Linked DNA regions of Homo sapiens: region 2 is linked to region 1. A link is a contact called in ENCODE Hi-C data. All regions are on one chromosome and are shown on one strand. Each heading gives the region's core, a stretch centred on a gene start or an enhancer-like site at or near the end of the contact. The rest is flanking DNA. Distances are from core to core; before and after follow the strand shown. Region 1 holds the start of SNX19 (sorting nexin 19). Region 2 holds the start of ACAD8 (acyl-CoA dehydrogenase family member 8).

What was found. A loop is a pair of places that touch in the nucleus more often than their neighbours do. Pooled maps may share reads with other maps.
Region 2: a pooled map shows a loop between it and region 1 (15-fold over the local background). The contact joins the promoter of ACAD8 here to the promoter of SNX19 in region 1. A Hi-C loop is called at or near these places in 5 of 50 pooled maps.

Annotation. Positions count from the first base shown.
Region 1 is chr11:130,914,516-130,918,295 of GRCh38, reverse strand. It overlaps SNX19 (sorting nexin 19), which reads left to right and starts at 1,817. Exons shown (of 11, transcript NM_014758.3): 1 at 1,817-3,780. The coding sequence starts at 2,357. RefSeq lists a silencer at 1,625-1,904 and an enhancer at 2,025-2,074.
Region 2 is chr11:134,251,609-134,255,388 of GRCh38, reverse strand. ACAD8 (acyl-CoA dehydrogenase family member 8) reads right to left here and starts at 1,821. Exons shown (of 11, transcript NM_014384.3): 1 at 1,680-1,821. The coding sequence starts at 1,788. THYN1 (thymocyte nuclear protein 1) reads left to right here and starts at 2,037. Exons shown (of 7, transcript NM_014174.3): 1 at 2,037-2,549. The coding sequence starts at 2,507. RefSeq lists an enhancer at 1,907-2,276.

The sequences.
Region 1 (3,780 bases), core at 568-3,067:
TGCTCCAGACCATCTGGTCAGGTGGCATAGCGCCCACTTGCAAGGTCACTTCCTTACTGCCCTGAACACTCCAGATTATGCTGCCAAGTAAACTTTCTCTTTGAACTGCCACAGGAAGTCTTCAGCACCGTCGGTAGTCCCTTCATCATTCACATTTCTGTTTTAGCTCCCAACTAGGTGGCAGGGACTTTTCTCCAGAGCATTGTTGCCATTTTCTAAGTGCTCCTGAGGACATTAGAATGGTCTGGGAAGGTAGAGGGGCAGAGCCCACTTCTCGGGTTCCTTTTCTGCGGGAAGGCAGGCAGCAGTGAAAAGGTATGGACCGTGAAACCGTGGATTCACATTCTGCCATCTCACGGGAGTGCCCAGTCTGCTTAGTGGACACTGATCCTAAATCAAACCATTTGCTTTAGAAGTGATGAATCGTAAACTACGGGTCACATCTAAATGATGGCTTCTTTCGTATTCAAAGGAAGTCTCTGCCCCAACAGCAGCAATGGACGAGACAGGAAGCTGCAACGCACTTCTTGTTGGCAGAGTTTTGGGTTGGGATTTGTTTGAAGATTCCTTTAAACATCTAGGGAGTAGTCCATGATGATGAAAGACTGCTCACAGCACAGAGAAGGTGGACGAAGGGCAACCATGAGCAGCTCTGTGCAAACGATGCGAATCCTATGCCTAAATGGAAAGGAGACCCACCCTGCGGGCACAGCTCCTAGGGCCCAAGGTGGACATGGAAGCTGGCTTCACGCAAAACTGACACTAACACTTTTGACACCTGGTCAGTGCTTCCGGTATTTTGTCTTCCTATAGGTTCCTGTGTAGACAAGTGAAGTCTAATTTGCTAAAACCAAAAACAATCCAACATAGAGCATATTCCAAAGCAAATATATTACAGGATTATCTGAAAGGACACCTCTATCTCTGCTTTCCTTTTCTATGTTTTTGGGGAGGATAAGGCGAGAAGAGATAGAGGGAAATAGAAACCCTCATCCTTGAAGACTCAGCAGAAAGGCACCTTTTCTGTGAGCTTCTCCTTAACCATTGCAACCCACAGTGATCTCTCCTTCCCCTGAATTCCTATAAGATTTTGTATTTTACTATATCGCACGCTGACTGGCATTACTAGATAGCCAATCGCGTTCAAAGCGCTGGCATCCCCAGTTAGCAGGAGGTCCTGGAGGACAAGGTCTGCTTCTATTCGTCCACGCTGCCTCTCACATTGAAGACAGCAGATGCTCAAAATATTTGATTGTTTGTGTAATGCCACCAGCAAATAACCCTCAATCACAAATTTGATTTTGTGATACAGTATATGAAATGTACAACATAAATCTATCTCTGTATCGTTTCATGCCTTATATTCTGCAATTCCTGACAACAAATGAGGGTCTTTGTGCTGGGGACGCGGGGTACCGGCTCTAGGGGAAACCGGATAAATGTTAAGACACATCAGGCCAATGAAACTTCGCCTCCATGAAATTAAAATAAACCGGATTATTGACAGCGTGCCTAAGCAGTAAAGGACAGGCTTCATTTAATAACCAGAACTAGGACGCGTTTTAAAGCGCCTGGAAGTCTGGGTCTTAGCGGTGATTGCTGCGGCGGCTGTTTCGTGGCACTTCGGAAATCTGCGCCAGCTCTTGGCGAGCACGCGCCCCGTGCGCGCTCAGGCTCACGCTCAGGCTCAGAGACTACCTCGCGCAGGGCCGTCAGGGCGGCTCCTCGCCAGCAGAGGGCGCCGGGCAGCGCCGCTCCTCGGGGCGCGCGCGGACGCTCTCCCAGCATGCCTCGCTCCCGTCGACGTCGACCCGGAAGCTGTCGCCGGCGGCCGGCCGGCGGTCAGCCTTCACACAGGCCCGGCTGCGGAGCGCAGTCGCCCAGGTTTACGGCGGCAGAGGGCCGAGGCTCCCGGAGAGGACCGCGATGAGTCCACTTCAGGTCGGGGCTGAGTGTGGGCGCGCGGTTCCCGGCGGCGTGTGACCCAGTCTTCGCCGGCCGCTGCCCGCTGCGTGTGTAAGTGTCCGTGGGCCCCAGGGCCTTGCAGCGCCCGCCCCGAGGCCCCGAAGAGGCCTTCCGCCTGGGGCAGTGTGAAGGCCACAGAGTTTTCCTCCAAAGCCACACCTCAGCTGGAAGGGGCGAGTTGGAGGGCTCTGTTAGTGGTAGCCATGGGGAGACGCGGAGCTGCAGCTGTCGCTTTGCAGTGCCTGTAGGACTTTGAGGGCCTGGAGCCCCGGTTCCCTGAACAGCACCCAGATCGCCCCATATCTGAGACACAGTTCATGCCCCCCTTCCCTAACTCTGAAGTAAAATCTTGAGGGCTGTCATCTGGGGAAGCCACCTTGTCCGTTCAGCCATGAAGACAGAAACAGTGCCACCGTTCCAGGAAACTCCAGCTGGATCGAGCTGTCACCTCAATAACCTGTTGAGTAGCCGGAAGCTGATGGCTGTGGGGGTCTTGCTTGGCTGGCTCCTGGTCATACACCTTCTGGTCAACGTGTGGCTGCTGTGCCTTCTGTCGGCATTGCTAGTGGTGCTGGGAGGATGGCTGGGCTCCAGCCTCGCTGGAGTGGCTTCAGGTCGACTGCATCTGGAACGCTTCATCCCGTTGGCCACCTGTCCTCCATGCCCTGAGGCAGAAAGGCAGCTGGAACGGGAGATCAACCGCACCATCCAGATGATTATTCGAGATTTTGTGTTATCTTGGTACCGTTCCGTGAGCCAGGAGCCAGCCTTTGAGGAAGAAATGGAGGCAGCCATGAAAGGGTTGGTCCAGGAGCTTCGGAGAAGGATGAGCGTGATGGACAGTCATGCTGTTGCCCAGAGTGTTCTGACTCTCTGCGGTTGTCACCTGCAGAGCTACATTCAGGCAAAGGAGGCCACTGCAGGGAAGAATGGTCCAGTTGAGCCTTCCCACCTCTGGGAGGCTTACTGCCGGGCGACTGCCCCACATCCTGCTGTGCACAGCCCCAGTGCTGAAGTCACCTATACGCGTGGCGTTGTGAATTTGTTGCTTCAAGGGCTGGTGCCCAAGCCCCACTTGGAGACTCGTACCGGACGCCATGTAGTGGTCGAACTCATCACATGCAATGTAATCTTACCACTGATCAGCAGGCTGTCAGATCCTGACTGGATCCACCTTGTACTCGTGGGTATCTTTTCCAAGGCCAGAGATCCAGCACCCTGCCCAGCCAGTGCCCCCGAACAGCCCTCAGTGCCGACATCTCTGCCACTGATTGCTGAGGTAGAGCAGCTTCCAGAAGGGAGAGCTTCTCCAGTAGCAGCCCCAGTATTCCTAAGTTACAGTGAGCCAGAGGGTTCTGCAGGCCCCTCTCCAGAGGTTGAAGAAGGCCACGAAGCTGTAGAGGGAGATTTGGGTGGGATGTGTGAAGAAAGAAAAGTAGGAAACAACTCATCTCATTTCCTACAGCCAAATGTTCGAGGTCCCCTGTTCTTATGTGAAGACTCAGAGCTGGAGTCTCCGCTGTCTGAACTGGGCAAAGAAACCATCATGCTCATGACTCCAGGCAGCTTTCTCTCTGACAGGATTCAGGATGCCCTGTGTGCCCTAGAGAGTTCCCAGGCTCTGGAACCCAAAGATGGTGAGGCATCTGAAGGAGCAGAGGCTGAGGAGGGTCCAGGGACAGAAACAGAGACAGGCCTGCCGGTCTCCACACTGAATTCCTGCCCAGAGATCCATATTGACACAGCAGACAAGGAGATAGAACAAGGAGATGTTACCGCCTCTGTTACAGCTTTGCTGGAGGGGCCAGAAAAGAC
Region 2 (3,780 bases), core at 572-3,071, 3.3 Mb before region 1:
CAAGGCAGGTGGATCACTTGAGGTCAGGAGTTCAAGTCCAGCTTGTCCAACATGGTGAAACCCCGTCTCTACTAAAAATATAAAAATTAGCTGGGCATGGTGGCATGTGCTGTAATCCCAGCTACTTGGGAGGCTGAGGCACAAGAATTGCTTGAACCCGTGGGGCAGAGGTTGCGGTGAGTTGAGATCGCACCACTGTACTCCAGCCTGGGCAACAGAAAGAGACTCCATCTCAAAAAAATAAATAAATAAGATCCATTCACACAAAGGATGACTATTTCAATCCTAGCAAGAGCTCATTAAATGTTAACAAATCTTCTTCTTCTGTAAATGGCTACTTCCTAAAACAAATAGTTCAAGGAACCACAGGCTTAAGAAATAAATCTGAGTTGCATTCTAATGGAAGGAAATAGTTTTATGCAAATCATATGCATAAGTAAACACAAGTTCCCAGAAGGAAATACAGTATAAAAACAAAACAAATACCACCACTCATGAACTTTGCCAGTTACTAGCAGAGTTCAAGATGCCAATACATAGTTACTAGCAGAGCTCAAGATGCCAATACATATACACTAAAAAGGTAAAGCTAAATAGAAAAACACTCCAAATGAAATGGGAAAAGCCTTTGACTGCAGAGCCACTCAAGTGTAAGCAAGATGCAAACAATAACAAAACCCACCTCTAAATAATTCCTTATCTGCTTCGGTATCAACCAGGGTAATCTGGGTTATCAAATTCTAAGCGCTAGGCCAGGGCAGCACCTCTTGAATGAGTTTTAGGACATTCAGAAGAAAACAGTATTCTATGCCTTACTGTACTTTATAGATCTGATATCTAAGGGACTTATTCTGTTGTAAAGAAAACTGCCATTTATTTAAAATAAATTTAAAAATATTTCAGAAGAAAAAAGTGTTTATAAACATTCTTGGCAGAGAAGTCACAAACTGGCCGGGTCTCCACCACTCCTCGCTACATTCAAATTACTGTTCAGAGCCTAAAGACACTCAAGTTTGTCAGCTCTGGTAGAGTTTCCCACTGGCAATAATAATTATTTTTCCTGCATGAGTTTCAACACTAAAAGTGTCTTATAGCCAGAGGTGTTAAGATACCAAATCTTTGTGTGTGAGCAAATCTTGTATGACCTGGAGTTCTTGTGCAGTTGTCACCATCAGCACCCAGCCAGCTTCTTATATTCTCACTGCTTTTATGACCTACTGTTATGATTAAAAACCAACCAACCCAACAACAACCAAGCCCCAAGTTTCTTCACTTCTCTAAGCATCCGAGGGTGACCGGCCGCAGGAGGACCCGGGCCGGAGGGGAACCTGCGGGGGGATGACCGGCCGGAGGGGAACCTGCGGGGGGTGACCGGCCGGAGGAGGACCGGGGCGGGGGTGACCGGCCGGAGGAGGACCGGGGCGGGGGTGACCGGCCGGAGGAGGACCCGGGCAGGGGTGACGGGCCAGATGGGGACCCGGATGGTGGTGACCGACCGGAGGGGGCAGCCAGGCCGGGGGTGACCGGCCGGAGTAGGGAGCCAGGCCGGGGGGGTGACTGGCCGGAAGGGGAGCTGACGCCGGGGTGACTGGATGGAACGGGGAGACTGCAGCCCCTCGCGGACATATGTCCGCCGGGGTTCTGGACACCTGTCCTACTGCCCGCCAGGAGATCCTTACGGTCGATGCAGGAGGTCAAGCTCCGGTGGCCGGTCTGGACGAGGACCCGGAGACCGCCGGGCAGGCAGCCGAGGCGCGCCCCGAAACGCCGGCAGCCGCTCCACAGCATAGCCGCCGCAGCTCCGCGTTCAGCTAAGAGTCTGAACGCCTTCGACCTCCGTTGCGCTCGCACTGGCGGGACCTGCGACCCGGCAACGCCTGTCCCACTGCACCCTGGGGGTTGTAGTCCTCCCACGAGCCCTAACAACCCAGGTGCCAGGCGGGCTCCCAAGGGGACAGGACTACAATTCCCAGAAGTCCTCGGGGCCTCGGCGCCGCAGAGATGCACCGCCCACCAAGCGCCGCGGGGGTCGCGCTGCACAGCCTGCGGCGCAGCGGAGGCGGACCGCAGTCGAGTCTGCAGAGTGTTGGGTCTGTAGCCAGCAAATTACTTCATCATCTAGATTATCCATTCAGTTGATCCTAATTAGCAAGGATAACAAGGTAACACAAGGCTTACTTATATTCACCCAACAAAAGTGTCTCTGTGGAGCCACTTCCCAGTGAACTACATACTGAGATAGGGGTTCCTGGATGAGAAGGACCAAGGACAGAACCGAGAAGAGTTTAGGGGCAGGTTATGCGAGATGGAAATGGCGCAGATAACGGAGGGAAGGATTTGAGGGCTCAAACGTAGGCGTCTGTGTTTCGCAAAAGTTGGAGACGTTCTAGGCTGCCTCTCGTTGCCTCCATCTCGCTCTGCGCGGGTTTTGGAGGACATTAGCATTCTTTCTTGTATCTCCGTTGATTCCAGAATCGTCCGCACTAAAGTCCCCTGCAGCGTGACCATGTCGAGACCCCGGAAGAGGCTGGCTGGGACTTCTGGTTCAGGTGAGCTGCCCCTAGGCTGCACAAAGGCAGCCCAAGAAAAAACTTTTCTCGAAGAGCCTGTTTAGTACTCATTTTTCACTCCCTGCTTTTTGAGAACCCTTTGTGATATTTTTACTCCATTATCCTTAATCACTCTCCATCTTCTTTACTTGTCTCACCAAGCTCCTACCTACAGTTCCTTTTTCTTGTTTATTCAGGCAATGGTTGTTGTGCACAAAGACTCTTTGAGATACCAGGTGGCGTGCTAAAGAATATAAAGCGCCTGCTTGCGGGTGAACTGCAAACAGATGTGATGGGGTTCAGGAAAATGGATTGTTAAGTTTATGGAGGGAGGAATCACGGGGAAGGCCTCGAGAAGGATGTGGAATTTGAGCCCAGCCTTGAAGAATGGGAGACTTTCCACGGGCAAAGTTTAGTACTAAGAAAACGTGATGTCGTTTTTATAATCACAAAGATGGATGGCATTCTAAGTGGATGGAGGAGGAGGAACATTGGAAGGTACAGAAAGTACCTCTTTTGGGAATGACAGGGGTTCCAGATATACTACAGCACATTGCAGTTATTTATCAATATGTGGTGTTTGCAGTGGGCCTGTTAACTCCTAAGGGGCCATTAGGAAACTAGGTTAGGAAGGTATGCTGGGTTCAGAGCATTAGACAGCCATAAATGGTATTTAATGACAATTGATGTAGGGACTTTGACTAAATTCAGAGGCAGTATAGTCATTAAGTAGCTTCAGATAGACCTCAGTGACAGGTGCTGACCTCATATCTTGATTCCACCATTACTGGATGTGTGATCTGGAGCATGCTTCCCAGATGAAGAGTAGAACATCTCACAGGTTATGTAGATTAACCGAGTTAGGGTTAGGGTAACACATAGACCTTGGGCCCTGTCATATAGTAATTTAACAACTTAGCTACTGAATGCCTACTGTGTTCCAGGCACATTCTGATTGTCTTGGGATGAAATCGAATCATCACCATTTTTCTACAATGTCCTGAATGAACTGTTTCTTTCAACTTTTATTGGCACCTTCAAGGAGCAGAAAGGAGATGGGCCAGGAGCCACAGTGAGCAAGAAGGAAAGACGTATGAGATGAGAATAATAATGCTTTTATTATGCACTTATTGTAATGCCAGGCATTGTCTAGGCCCTTTGTATTACCTCATTTAAGCTTCAAAATAGTTGCAAGTAGGTGCTCAGTTTCCTCTTTCCTATGCAAAGGCAT